Linked DNA regions of Homo sapiens: region 2 is linked to region 1. The links are chromatin contacts, found by Hi-C or POLR2A ChIA-PET in ENCODE. All regions are on one chromosome and are shown on one strand. Each heading gives the region's core, a stretch centred on a gene start or an enhancer-like site at or near the end of the contact. The rest is flanking DNA. Distances are from core to core; before and after follow the strand shown. Region 1 overlaps HTRA1 (HtrA serine peptidase 1). Region 2 has its middle 31 kb from the start of DMBT1.

Evidence for each region. A loop is a pair of places that touch in the nucleus more often than their neighbours do. ChIA-PET counts read pairs that join two places held with the same protein, here RNA polymerase II (POLR2A). Pooled maps may share reads with other maps.
Region 2: a map of endothelial cell of umbilical vein shows a loop between it and region 1 (5-fold over the local background). The contact joins two enhancer-like sites. A Hi-C loop is called at or near these places in 1 of 168 maps with a recorded cell type or tissue (endothelial cell of umbilical vein) and 5 of 50 pooled maps. POLR2A ChIA-PET finds 5 or more read pairs at or near these places in 3 of 52 experiments (Caco-2, H1 and endothelial cell of umbilical vein).

What each region holds. Positions count from the first base shown.
Region 1 is chr10:122,491,640-122,498,866 of GRCh38, reverse strand. The region is part of intron 3 of HTRA1 (HtrA serine peptidase 1); the gene reads right to left. Among named protein-coding and RNA genes, the nearest start is that of HTRA1, 34 kb to the right of the region's middle. RefSeq lists an enhancer at 3,211-4,410. Within about 2 kb of position 3,851, at least 13 of the 41 ENCODE cell types and tissues checked have a DNase peak (open chromatin) inside an H3K27ac peak, as active enhancers do; they include endothelial cell of umbilical vein, where a contact is called at or near this core.
Region 2 is chr10:122,526,014-122,532,975 of GRCh38, reverse strand. No RefSeq gene overlaps it. Among named protein-coding and RNA genes, the nearest start is that of DMBT1, 31 kb to the left of the region's middle. Within about 2 kb of position 2,594, at least 3 of the 41 ENCODE cell types and tissues checked have a DNase peak (open chromatin) inside an H3K27ac peak, as active enhancers do; they include endothelial cell of umbilical vein, where a contact is called at or near this core.

The DNA.
Region 1 (7,227 bases), core at 2,602-5,101:
AGCCTGAGCTAAAGCCCCAAGTTCCCTGAGCATGCTCCATTAGCTCATAGGGCTTTATTCACAAAAATACAAATTCAAAGATAAAATTAAAACAGCGAGCTCAGGGCACAGGGCCTGTGAGTACACGGGTCACATGCTCATGCAGCTGGCTGTTCCAGCTTCTCCAGACAGGGAGGTGGTGGACCAGGAATTCTCCAGATGCTGGCTTGGCCAGTAATCTTTCACAGAGGACTGTGAAAAGCAATGGCCCATTGATATTTCAGCTTCCATTCAGGGTTCTGAACAGCTTCAGAACCCTTCCGTTCAGGGTTCCATTCAGCTTCCGTTCAGGGTTCAGAACGGACAAGGCTGGGAGGTGGTGGACCAAGAGTGAGAAGCTTGGGATTTAGATTAGAGAAGGTGAAGGTTATCAGTGATCACAAAGTCAAGGGTGGTCGCAGTGAGCAGAAGAGCCAGGGCAGGAAGGATCTGCCAGATGGGCACTGAGATCACCGACATATACAGACTGAGAAGAACGGTGTGACCAAGTTGCCATCATGTTTCTCCAACTGACATGTGATTACTACTGTCTAGGGAGGGGAGTAGAGAAGGTAGAATGGACAGGAGGGCAGCAGGGTAGAAGGGGTTCAGGTGGGAGAGATCAGATAAATGGGGAGATGAAGGGAGAAAAAAGGAAAAAGAGAAGGAGAAGGAGAACAGAGGACAGTGTGCAAAAACAGAGAAAGAGAGAGCACACAAATGAAAAAAATGAAAAGACTTTCCTCCTCGGTGTTTATGAACACCATCAAAATATTTAGTCTCCTTTACACTATATCAGATGTTTGCCATTTCCAATATTCCCTTACTCTTCAGTGTTTAAACCACAAAATGTCAACAGTGCCACATGGGGGCCCGACAGCTAATGACTGTATATATTCGGGGCATCCAGAGGAGGAATAATATTGTCTTGGTCAAGTCTAACTTGCGTCTCCTCCATACATCAGCGCCTTTGATGCATCCCCTTTCATCCACCAACTTCAGAGTGGCTGATGCTGCTACAACAGCATGTGGCCATGGCAGATGCTCCAGAAATATTTACAAAATCAATGAATAAGTAAATAAATGAAAGAATGAACCAGCCAGGTCTTAAAACATCCATTGGGATATTAAAATTAGGTAATAACTGGGGTTAGCCAAGGCCTGGCATTTGGGTCTGGGTAACTGACTGGGTAACGGATGCAGCCTGCTTTTCAGCTGTCTATAGGCTATAAAGCTCAGGGCTCAGGGAGGCAAAGGGAACAGCTTGTATCTCCCGGCTGTCATGGTGGACAGGGGCTCAGTCCTACTCTATTTGGTGGGCCCAGCGAACAGCACACAGCAGCCTTTCAGCATCTGCTGAACTGCCCTGAAGGCACTCTGGCTCCTCATTACCCATAACCACATAGAGCTTCTTTGAGCCCCAAATGCAGGGAAGTTGCCCAGGATGTAGCATTCTTTTCAGATTTATTTTAAAATGTTTAAAACATGTATAACCTCTTCTATATAAGAATAATTTGATATGGTCAATGAACAAAGGGCCTTTTATAATAAGTTAATTAAATATATATTTATGACATAAAATGGGAACACAGGGAAGGCCAGTGGTTTCTGTGAGCTGCCTGGTAGATAAAGCAAAGAAGGAAATACCATGAGTCACATGTTCCCATTATCAGATTCTGGTGCTTTGTTTAACCAAAGGAACTGTTAATTCGCATGTTTATTAGGATAATTAGTCCTCAATTCACCAGAAGGTCTTATTTCTCTCTTGCCACAGAAAGAGATCTGGATGGCTTTAGGAAACCAGCTACGGAACTGCATCAATGCTGCTATGATTGAGAGGTGATCGTATCATTGTGAATCTTTGTGCTTTCAGACTCTTGGGAGACTGACTACTTAAGACACTGGAGCTTTCCAGAGTATGAGTAGGAACCCCAAAGAACCAGAACCAACAAGAAATGAGACAACACACAGAGAAACTAGCTAACCAGAAACTTGTTCTGGAGGGTTCTAATAAACTCACGAGGAAATGACAGTTTGCAATTAGTCCAAGATCCAGGATCTGCAGGCTGAGCAGAAGTGGGAAATTAAGCAACTCCACCTGCAACTCTTGTCACCCAACTTGTTTCCTTGGCTGGCTCTCACTGTCCTTTCCATCTCAGCTTAGATGTCACCCCCTCAGATAAGATTCCCTGCCTACACTATCTGCTGTCTTTGCAGCCTGATACCTTCTACCCCTTCACTTGTTTGCTTCGTGCACTGTACTTATCGCCATATTTACTTTACATCACCCATTTCCCACACTAGATCTTAAGCCCCATGGCTTTGCCCACTATTGCTGCATCCTCAGCACCTAAGAAGTATTTGGCCAAGACAGATGTTCAACACACATTTATAAAATCAGGGAATTAACAAGGAATCACTAAAAGAATGAACAAACTAGACCTCGAAAGATCCATTAGGATCTCAAAATTGGATAATTGCCAAATAGCTTGGAATTCTGACAAAGTCCTTTCTACCAATGTCACAGAGAAATAGACAAAAATAAGGCCTCCCTCTGCTATTGTGACAAGATCAAAGCTTCATCTCTGCAAAAAAAAAAAAAAAAAAAAAAAAAAAAAAAGAACCCACAATCTCTGGCAAACGAAAGGGCAAACAAAATCAGCTTCTCTTCCTGCTCGCCGCGGCCACCTAGTGCTTCACCTCGCTTGGTTCTTATAAGCATTCCTGCCTCCAGCCACTTTCAGCTCCTCGAGGACAAGGTGTTAATTGCCTGCCACTGGGGCTGGGAATTTTTTTCCTGTAAAGGGCCAGGAAGCAAATATTTTTGGCTTCACGGGCCACGTGGTCTTCATCACAACTATTTAACTCTGCTGGTGTAGACTGAATGCAGCCATACACTCTACCTAAATAAGTGAGCATGACCATGTCCCAATAAAACTTTATTTACAACAACAGAGGGCCAGCTTTGGACTACTGGCTGTAGTTGGCCAACCCTGGACTCTGATACTCTGTCACACACTTGATAAACTGTCAAATGGAAGCAATTTGTATTCCCCCCTCAATGAAGAGGACAGGAGACATTCCTAAACAAATCCAGTCCCAACAACTTGGGAACTGCTTTGTCAGACCCATAAATAATAGTCTTAATCCAATTCCCTGAAAAGAGAGTGCCAGAGTGAAAAAAGGCATTACCATATTAAGAGAAAAATATAGCCAAAGAATTTCCTTGACAATCAACTAAGTTCTTGAATCCGGGCCAGAGAACACACAGGGGATCCAGTTCTGAGAGTTTGGGGAACTGAAACGTTTCCCAAGCCAGAAGGAGCTGCAATCAAGAGCTTAGGAGCCACGTCCCCACCCGCCTCTGGACAAAGCCTGGCACAAAATAAAAGCCAGCTTCTACTTCACTGTCTGGCTTCACATTCCCTCATGAAATATTGATTCCCGTCCCCCTAAAAATGGTAAAAATCAATACAGTAATAGAAGCCTCATAACGTCAACACCGTCTGTGGCATCATTAGCAAATGCAATGGTAGCCCTCAGAGTTCTCGGAGAAAAAGAAGAGACCACAAAATGCCCAGTACAGAAGGCGTTGGGGGAAAGAATCCAAAATGGAAAAACACAGAAACAAGAGGGGAGCTGGGGCAGTGCGATGTGCATTCCAGGCTCCCAGGCGCTTCCTTCATGAGGATGAGTGACAGATGACTCCAGAAGAGGGCAGCGGGTGAGCCCAGGCCCTGTGTTCTCTGATTCGCTTTTGGACGAGCTCAGGCCACTGAGTCAGCGCATCTGACCATCCGGTTGCCTGAGGAGAACCGGCGTGAGTCATGGCAAGCACCACCCCAGTCCACTCCCCGCCACTGCCATGTCCCGGGGGGCTGCCTGAACCCCCTCACTCAGCTGACTCAGGGAAGATTCACCATGCGCAGGGCCAAGTTCTGGTGGCCTGGAGAAGAGTGGCCTGCTCAGCAGCTCCCGGGACATGTAAAAGGCCCCAGGCCCCTCACCCGCAGTGACCCCCGTCTGAACTTGATGAGGATCAGGGGTGTCGGCCTTCCTTCTCACTGCACCAGCCAGCTCAGCAGTAAGAGGACCCTCTGCAAACACAGCGGCCCCAGCGCCCAGAGGGCTCCCTCTGTGGCCACTTCAAACAGGTCTGTGGGTGCCATCTGGCCCAAAGGTGGCCGTGGGGTTGGGGGGGTGGCGCAGGCCTACAGGGGAGGGAGGAAAACCACCTCACAAGCCTCAACAAGGCCGTTTCCAAATATTTACCTGGTTGTTGGCGTCAGGGAAAAGCACCCACGGGAAAGCTCACTGTTTCACCAGCGCTTTCCGTTACCAAAGACCATAGACCTGCTGTAGCCCTGACAGGACCACGTGTCCATCAAACTCCAAGCAGGCAAAGCCGGGAGGCAGGGGCATCTGCAGCCAGCCTTCTGCAGGGTCATTTCCTCATTGAATATAGGAGGGAAGCTCGATGCAGGAGCCCCGGGTGCCTTCCCCTCAATTCCATCCATGTGGCGGGTGCCCTTGCTTCCTCCGGGGCAGACAGCTGTGAACGTCCTACTCTGAACAAGGTTGCCAAGCACCTCCTACCTGAGGACCGACAGCCGGATGTGCCCCCAACCCCGCAGTCCAGCTGCAGAGATGAACTTCATTTGACAAATGAGTGAGGCGACTCTAAATTGTGATAAATAGACGAGGAGGGAAAAACCAAGAGTGGAATGCAGTTGTCCCTGGGGTGATGTGTCCCCAAAGTGAGGCAGTGGAGTTGAGGGGACTGGGGCATGGGGCGCTACCTCACACAGCGGGGTGGGGAGAGATGTCTAAGGCAGAATTTAATCAGAGGCCTGAAGGACAGGAAGGTTGGCTGCATGAGGAGCTGGAGAGGGGCGCTCCTGGGAGGGGAACAGCCAAGGCCCCAGGGGACAGCCCTGGCCTGTGGGAAGCAACCAAGGAAGGGGTGTCTGAGCAGAGCAGGTGGGGGTGGAGAAAGGAGGGGAGGAGGGGAAGGGGAGGAGGGGCAGAGAGAGTGAGGGGTGCCCAATCAGGTGGGGCCCTCAAGGTCCTGGTAAGGAGTTCAGATCTCTCTCAGAACAGCAGGAAATCTGCAAAGGCTGTATATAAGATGGGAAGGACATGATTCCAAAGATGCTTTTCTCCAAGTTTCTTAATCAGCACAGCTGGACAAATAGCTGTAGCTAAAGTAACTTTCCCTCCTACCTTCTTCAATACATCCCATTACCTCTGCCTTGTACTCCAGCCTGAAGAAACCAAACTGCTCTCTTTTTACTTTTCTCTCTCCCTGTCCCCACCCCTGCCCCAAACTGCTCAGGAAAAAAAAACCCCGCAGGGACAAAATGCCACCATTGGATGAAAGCTTGACATATGCTGCGCACAGCCAGTGGCTCATGTTAAACGCATTTGGAAAGAGTTTGTAACTGAAGCTGAACTAGTCTGCCCTCAAAGCTGCTTTCTATTAACATGTTTACACGCACACTGTCCCGACTTTCTGCAGCTGGGATTCCCTCCCCAGGCAGGCTGGCCCCAGTCGTGGGTCCCAAGGAGAGGGGAATTTCAGATTTGGGCAGAAGCACAGAAAGGGATGCCTGGCCGGGGCTGCAGGTGGACACCTTCTCACCTCCTGCTTGGAGGGAGACAGCAGGGCAGGCAAGAGGGGGCTGGTCCGTGATTGTCTCCCAAAAGCTCTTCCGGGTCCCAAGACTCAGCAGGCAAAGTGAGCGCACATGTGTCTGCTCAGCAGTGAGAAGCAGAAAAGGAGTCATTTGGTCACAAGCCCAGAAACATCTCTGGCAACTTCAAGCCACTGGAGATGTGAGGGGAGCTCCAAGAATGGGAGGAAAAGCAGATATTAAACTGGACTCACAAAGTGCAAGAACTCAGGCAGTGCTGGGGGCTCAACAGCAGGGGCTACAGCAGCTTCACCATGTTAGTCTCTGTGGGTGGCATCCAGCTTCACTTTGCGATTCCAAGGGGAGCCTCTGCTTGCCCTAACTGGGTCCTGTGTCCACTCCTTGGCCACAGAGGGTAGGACACCATGACTGATGGTCCCACCTACGCTGTCCGATGATGGACATGTGAAATGCCGGCTGTTGCTGCCAGAAAAGGGGGTAGGTGAGTGGCAAGTGGACAATGACCACAGATGTCCGTGGCAATTCTTATTTCACTGAAAGTCTCAAGAATATCACGTTTACAGCCACGCGCAATGGCTCACACCTGTAATCCCAGCACTTTGGGAGGCTGAGGCAGGTGGATCACCTGAGGTCAGGAGTTTGAGACCAGCCTGGCCAACATGGCAAAACCCGGTCTCTACTAAAAATACAAAAAGTAGCCAGGCATGGTGGTGCACGCCTGTAGTCCCAGCCACTCAGGAGGCTGAGGCAGGAGAATCACTTGAGTCCTGGAGGTGGAGGTTGCAGTGAGCGGAGATGGCGCCACTGCACTCCAGCCTGGGCAACAGTAAAACTCTGTCTCAAAACATAAAAATAAAATGAAATAAACATGTTTATGAAGGACAACGGGGGCCCCTCCAAGTGAAATCAGGATGCCAGGGGAGGAGCTGGGCCCAGATGATAAGCCACCGAGTTAGTCACTGGGCCCACGGACGCGGCAGGCAGTCTCACCAGCTTCACTGGGTTACTCTTAAATGGCTTTGCAGGAGGCTGGGCCACAGTCTCATATGACAAGGAGCCGTGTAGGTGATTTTCATTCCTCAAGCACAGTTTCTGCTGGTTCTGTTCTGCCTTCTCGGTTTTCCTGATCTCTTTCATCCTCTTTGTTATCCCTAAGATGACACAAAGCAAGGCCAGCCAGAGCTTCCCCCGAAATAACCCATCATCAAAACAAGGGAACAAAAGAGAAAAAGCTGGAAGAGATGCTGTTACTCTCCCTACTTTCAACTACTATCAGCAAAAAAAAGCAGTTTAGTCAGTGGAAACCAGTCTTTTGTGTGGGTGTCTGCAATTTAATATCCTTTCATTTCCAATTCCATTTTGAAAAGCCACATCAGTTCAATTTTAAATTTCAAGCACCCTTTCTTGGGGGGCTTGAAACACATGTCAAACAGCATGCTGCTGGCTGAAGAGCTAAACTCCCAAGACAGCAGGAGTCAGGTCAGACACACTCTGCAAAGCTCGTCTATTGAGATCGTTCACGTCTTGCCAGGACATGCCAGGGATGGCACGAGGA
Region 2 (6,962 bases), core at 1,345-3,844, 35 kb before region 1:
TATAGCATAAAAATAATCTACAGAAAGGTTAGTTTCTATGACCCCATTATGTTATAAAACATCCAAATTACTGGCATTTAGATTATCAAGCAATTGGTTTGTTGGGAAGTGCCTTATCCCAAGAGTTGCTTTATTATTATGGATAACTCTGATTACCAAAAGTTTTCTAGGCAAAGTCCACCATCTTCCATTTTTCAAACATCAGGCTCATTAGAGCCACACACTCTCAACTTACGGTATGCCAAGTATTGCATAAGGTCTGATATGAAGTGTTGAACAGGTACGATAATACATTTTAATTTACTGAAATTGATATATGCTGGAGATGCCATAAAATTTCTACCATTATTATACCTGATAATTGTTAACAGAGGGCAATTATGCAATACTGTATTCGGACTTTTCCGTAGTATATAGAAACTTACAAGGAAAATTAATCACAAGAATCAGGTGGTACAACATGGGTATACTAAGCCCCTCCAAACTTCATGTTAATTAAGTTTTTAAGATTGCTAAGATTATTAATATTTTGAAAACCTTTTGTCCAATAAAGGGAAAATTACCCTGTTCTCAAATCCGAGGTGACATCAGAATCTAGGGGTCTGGAATAGGCATAAGGATCCTAATATATGCTCAGGTCATTCTAATTCAGGTGATTTTGGGGAACTGCACATTAAAGGGATGTAACTGACCTATTTCAGTACAGGGCAATCTCTCCCCTGGCAAGAAGCCCATCAGAAATGCCCTGGGGCTCACCTACACCCTGGTGCAGGGAAGTGATTGAAATCGTTCCAGCCCTTGCTCTCCACTATCCTTTTCAGACCTAAGAGCTAACGTGTTATGATAAATGCCACCTTAACCTTGGAGAATGTGGCTAATTTGTTTGCTTAGCAGTTCAAAGGCCGGGATAAGAGGTTATAACTCACAGAGGTAGGCATGATTAGAGTTCACCAAGCCCCTCCTCATCCCAGAAACTCCCAGCCCCTTGGCACCTACAGTATTCATCTTATACCTTCCTCCCCCCTCTTGCCAACCTCCCCTTTCCTTCATCTCTCCTGGGCTCTGGCTGCCTCCCCTTTTCCTTGTCGTTCATCATTTGGAGTTAAACTTTTAAAAATGTTTGTCATCATGGCGATTCATTTAAAAAATCAAGAGTTCCCTACTTCTAGTTCATTTATAAAAAACTTACTATATTTATTTGTGTTTTGTTTTATATGACCATATGTTTTCTCTGTAGTCACTAGCTAATTCCTACTCATCTTTTTTGTGCAAGGTTTTGAGCTTGGACCTCTAGCCATGTAAAATCTGAGACACTTGTTTTCTGGAGGACAGAGGTATGCTTTACTCATGCCTGCATTGCCTCCCGACACAGGCAGTGTGCTCAGAAATACAGCAAGTGTCCAAAATATTTCTACTGAACTGAATTAAGTACGTCTACGCAGCCAGAACTCACCTCCTGGCTGGGAGATGGATGCAGATGCAGAGAAAGGAGATCACAACACAGACTATGAGTTTCCTGCAGCTGCTATAACAAGTGACCCCAAACTGAGTAGCGGAAAGCAACACAAATGTATCATCTTACAGTTCTGGAGGGTAGAAGTCCAAAATGTGTCTTACGGGCTGAAGTCAAGGTGTCACAGGACTGTGCTCCCCTAGAGGCTCTAGGGGAACACCCATCTCCTTGCCTTTTCCAGTTTCTAGAGGCCACCCACATTCCTAGGCTCGTGACTCCTTCCTCCATCTTCAAAGCCCATCATTCCAACCTCTGCTTTGGTCATCCCATCCCCTCTTCTTCCTTCCGATCCTCCTGACATCGTCTTATAAGGACCCATGTGATTTACACTGTGCCCACCAGAAAATCCAGAATGATCTCCCTGTCTCAAGATTCTTAATTCAATGATGCCTGCAAAGTTCTTTTGCCATATAAGGTCATATATTCACAGGTTCCAGGAATTAGGAGACAGACATCTGTGGGGAGGGGCAATATTCAGCCAAACTTGCAGGCAAGCACAAATCTAGGAATCCAGAAAACAGGGTTGGGGCAGGGAGAGCCCCCAGGCAGGATGGCAGGGGTTGGCTTTCTGGAGGGAAAGGTCTCCAGCTGAGCCATGAAGGACAGATCAAATTGGGGGATAAGAGCGTAAGTTTTGGAGTCAGGCAAAGCTGAAGCCTTGATTTCCTTATTTGTATATTAGTATAGTGTCCATTTCATAGGGTTATTTTGAGGATTCAATCAGATAATGTATGTAAAGGGCCTGGCATGTGCTGAGCATGCCGTGTGACTAAAATCTAGGACACGAAACAGCAGACAGAGGATTTCGGAAACATCAGAGATGACAACCAGCTTAACTGCTCATTTCAGACTATTGCCCTCAAGGCTAAAAGGACACAGCAAAAGAGAAATTGTGGGGGGGAAAAATGTAGTGTCCTAAGAGTGACCATGAAAACAAACTTCGTGCCATTCTCCTTCCCAGAAGTTGTGAGCTCCACATCCAGAGGTCCCAGTCTCCTGCCAACCGTACGTGGCTATTTCCGTTTAGAATCAAAGATGCTTGGGGTGTAGTCCAGCCAAAGGAAATGCTTATGACCACGATCAGGAAACCGTTTCCACAACAACCCAGTGCCAAGCGGCAGCCCAGCAGCGGTCATCTTGGGCCACGCCTGGGGAGCTGGCTATTGTCCTCCCCCTACCGTGACAGAGCACTCCTCCTCAGGTTTCCTCAGACATTGTTTTCTTTTAGAACGTTGGGTTGGGTTCATGAGAAAAAGAAGCCTGACAGGGACTGTTTGTTATAATCCCAGTGGTGGCTGGTCGACTGGACTGTGACTCCTGGTGACCACCTCCTAAATGTGCAAAGCCAATGAGTTTGGGGTTTGATGCTGCTGAATGTTTATGTTACCCCCAAAGTTCATGTGTTGAAACCTAGTCCCCAAGGTGATGGTTTGGAGGTGAGGCTTTGGGAAGGCTATTAGGTCATGAGGGCAGAGCCTCATAAAAAGGATTAACTGCCTAATGAAAAGGACCCCAAAGACAGCCCTCGCCCACAGGAGGACACAGCAACAAGACAACAATCTGTGAACCTGGAAGAGGACCCCCACCAGACACTATATCTGCCAGTGCCTTGCTTTTGGTCATACTGGGCTGCTGGGGGTGGGGCAGGAAGGGGAGTGGACCTCCTTCTTAGGTGACATGATTTTTCCAGCAATTAGATGAAACTGATGGAAGCAGGCCCAGATATCAGCATATTTCCTGAAGCCTTGAGTTGGACAGTTCTCCTGGTTGCATAAACTTCAAGATCAGTTACAAGCACAGGTGTTTCCCACTGAGAGCTGATTTCCTTGTCTCTGGACCAGATGAAGTGGTGGAATGGGGTCCCTAATAAAGTCCAGATTGACCCTTTTGTACAGGGCAATGACTTGGCCCTACTTGAACTTCTGGTTCAGTTTCCCCTGTGGCTTCTATGTTGTATTTATGTCAGCACTGTGTCCTGCTGCCTTCCAAGTCAATAGAGATGGCTTAGGATAAAAACACATTACAAAAATGGACATTTAAAGGCACAAGAATAGAAGCTATGCCTGGGGGCAGGGAGTAGAAGGGGCACAAGGGGGCAGACCTGGCTCTGGAGGGGGTCAGAAGATCACTTCAGCAATAGAGTTGGTGTGACTCCATGTTTGCATGAACCAAGACTCTTGTGGTTGCAAGAAACAGAAACTTAACAGGAACCCCCAAGCAGAAAGGGTGTTTTTAATGCATATCTAGGGTGTCTCATGGTCCCCAAGGGCTAGGGTGCAGTCAGCCCTTGGGAGTGGATGGGAACTAGGGGCCTGGGCTCCTTCATCATCTCCCAGTCCCTCATCTCTGCTCCCTCAGCACTCTGGAACTCCCGTCTTGCTCACACTTTCTTCCCCTTCTCTCTTACTAGTTTCCTCTGCAAGGAAACCTCAGGCTACCAGCAGCTCTCCAACTTGTATCTGCTCCTTTTAAGAAACCAACAAATTTGAACCAAGAATCTCTTAGTTCCAACCTAAGAAAATCAGTGCTTGACACTGCATTTAAATGGCAATTTATGTAAGATTGAGAGCCACTAATTGTCTACATCAAGAAATGGGGCCCCAGAGGGAGATTAGGGGCCTTGGGAAGGAGAAGAGGAGGTTTTAACCCCTTCTCAGAGCTGCCATTATCCTGGTCCAATCAACTGTGCCAGGAGGCAGAGCCACTTTGCAGAAATGGTTGCCTGGGTGTTCACTGCACTTTCCTTGTGAACTGAGTAAGGGAGAGCTCCAAGAACGATTGTGGATGAGGGAAAGAGAACTATGCAGAAAAACTAACAGGTACTCAATACCAAGCTGTCTATACTTAGGCAAAAAGCTTCCACCGAGGATGGGTACCTCAGACTTATTTCTGACATAATACTGCGGGCCCAAGCATTTCAGCAGGAATTCAACCCCAGCAGGAATTTATCATCTAGTACTGGAAACAGGAACACATTCAGAGGATGAACATAATGGTGAGGGCATGGGAGCCCACAGTCTAGGAAGGCTGCATTCCTTTATTATTTTATGTTTCGTTTGATTTTGTTTCTTGTGGCTGTTGGTTTTCTATAGTTTCAGTGGCTAGAAATCGTTTTTAAATGGTGGCTGTTTCACCTAGAAAATTAAAGACAGGAGTTGAGATGGGCATAACTGTGGCCTTTCAGTATGCAACAGGCTTGCTGCCAAAGTGGGATTCAGTGTTCTGGTTGGCCCCATAGCCACAGCTGGGCCACAGAAACAGAACTTAACAGGACACAGATTTTTCAACCCAATGTAAGACTGAGTTGCCTTTGGGTACAGGGAGTCTCCCTTCCTAGGTATGTGCGTTCAGAGGCAGACGCCTACAGTAGCACTTTGAGGGATGCCAGGTCCCATTCCTGGAGGTGTTACTCAGGATGGGCATCTCACAGTGGCAACTTGCTGGGGGAACTGGGTCAGAGGACTCCCCAAATTCCCTCCAGTCTTAGCATGGAGCCACCAGTGCCAGCCCTATTCTGAGGGTCACAGCCCTCCTTGATGGGTGCAGCCTGAGAGGCTCCCATTACCAGACACTGGGGAAGACATGGGGGCACAGGTGTTCTGCAACAGCAGTCATCCTGGGGGCCAAAATCCCCTCTCTGTGGGAAGACCTGAGAAGGTTCTGGGGCTAATCACCTTGGCCAATCACCTGTGCCTCTCACATAGCCCCAACATATGGGAAAGGTGTAAGGATCCCCAATACAGATAAACACACTGAACCCCAGCACCATAAAGTCTTATCATCCAGGAAATAGGAAACATGGGTTGTGGCATACACATGTGATAGAATACTATGCAGAAGTCGAATGGAGCGAACTATAAATATGTATGTATGTATACACACGCACATACACATACATATACATATATCTCTCAACAGGATAGACCTCACACAGTAAAGCTGAATGAAAAACAAAGTTGTAGAATAACACACACAATATCATTTATGAAATTCTTAAAACCTACATAAGACAATGTGTATTGCCAATGGATATATATGTAATATATAAACGTACGAAAAAAACAACACACTAAAGTAATAGCAGTGGTTGCCACTAGGGTGAGGAGGCAGGAAGAATGGGATTGGGTGGGGGTGATCAAAGAGAGTTTCTTTTTTACTTATAAAAAAGCAAATATAACGAAGTGCAAATTGTTAAATCTGGTTAGATGGAGCATGAGTGTTTGCTATGTTGAGAGGCAGAAACAAACTGAGGCCCCAAGAGATTAAATCATTTCTCCAGCATTGGCTGGGATGCTGCTTAACACACACTTTCCAGGCTGTGCACGAAACAGCAGTGGATATTGACCCCAGGCTGCCCAGAGGCCACCTCCATTTCACTCTGGACTTCGACCATCATGCTTGACCACCCCTCCTCCACACAGGCCTGCCATCTCTCCCCCATTCATCGCCTGGAACCCCAGCACCTTCAACTTTTAATAACAGGGAAGGCTCAAGATGTTGAGGGAAGGTGAACCGCTTGCTCCACATCCCTGTAAGAAGTGACTCACATCAGAGCCCAGCTGGTGGTAGGGGGAGGCCTGGGGGCTGGGTGGTGGATGGGAACAGAGGAAGGCAGAGGTGGCTGTAAATTAACACTCTTGCCACCCTGGAGAAGACTGACTTATCACCACCAGTTCCCAGCATTTCTTCCTGGGAGGAAGAGGGCCCAGCACGAGACGGAAACAAGATTTGATCTTTGGCATCAGGGGTTCTCATGCCTGAGTGCCTCAAGTCACCCTGGGCCACTGAGGCAGGAATTCCTCTGTGCCCTGGATGGGTCTGGGTAGGTCAGGAATCCATGGTGGAGGGGGACCCCAAACCAGGTGGGTCCCTATGAACAGACAAGGAATGGTTTAAACCAGATCACAGCCCAGTGCCAATAGGGGAGATTAAGCCCTGGTCATCAAAACGGGGAGAAATGCTTAGCAAGCAAAGAAACCATGAGTAGGGAAGATGAACACAGCGGGAGAGGACAGAAGCCACCCAAATTAGGGAACAAAAAGGTGCTCCTAGCCCTAAGTGATGCTCCCCTGCCCCTTAGGGCCTAAAGTAGCCTCACATTTCAAATTGCATGAGGCTGTAAATGTCTGTGGTTCCCTGTGGACGTCTCTCCACAGCCCCTTCACTCATTTTTCATTCATTCCTCAACTGTTCATGTACAGGGCTCTGGAGAGTCTGTGCACAAGGTCCCTGCTCTCATTGGGAAAAACAAGCAATGAATAAGCAAGGCAATGAGGCTGGGGTGTACAGAAGGTGCCAGACATGGCTGGGGCATAGAAGGGAACAGACAGGGGCAGGTGGTCTTGGAGCCACCTCCCCTGAGCCTGACAGCGCTGCCCACAGTCTGGCTGGAGGAAGCTGCCCGCTCCTGCCAGACTCGTGTGTCCATCCTCTCTCTATTCCTTCCTCC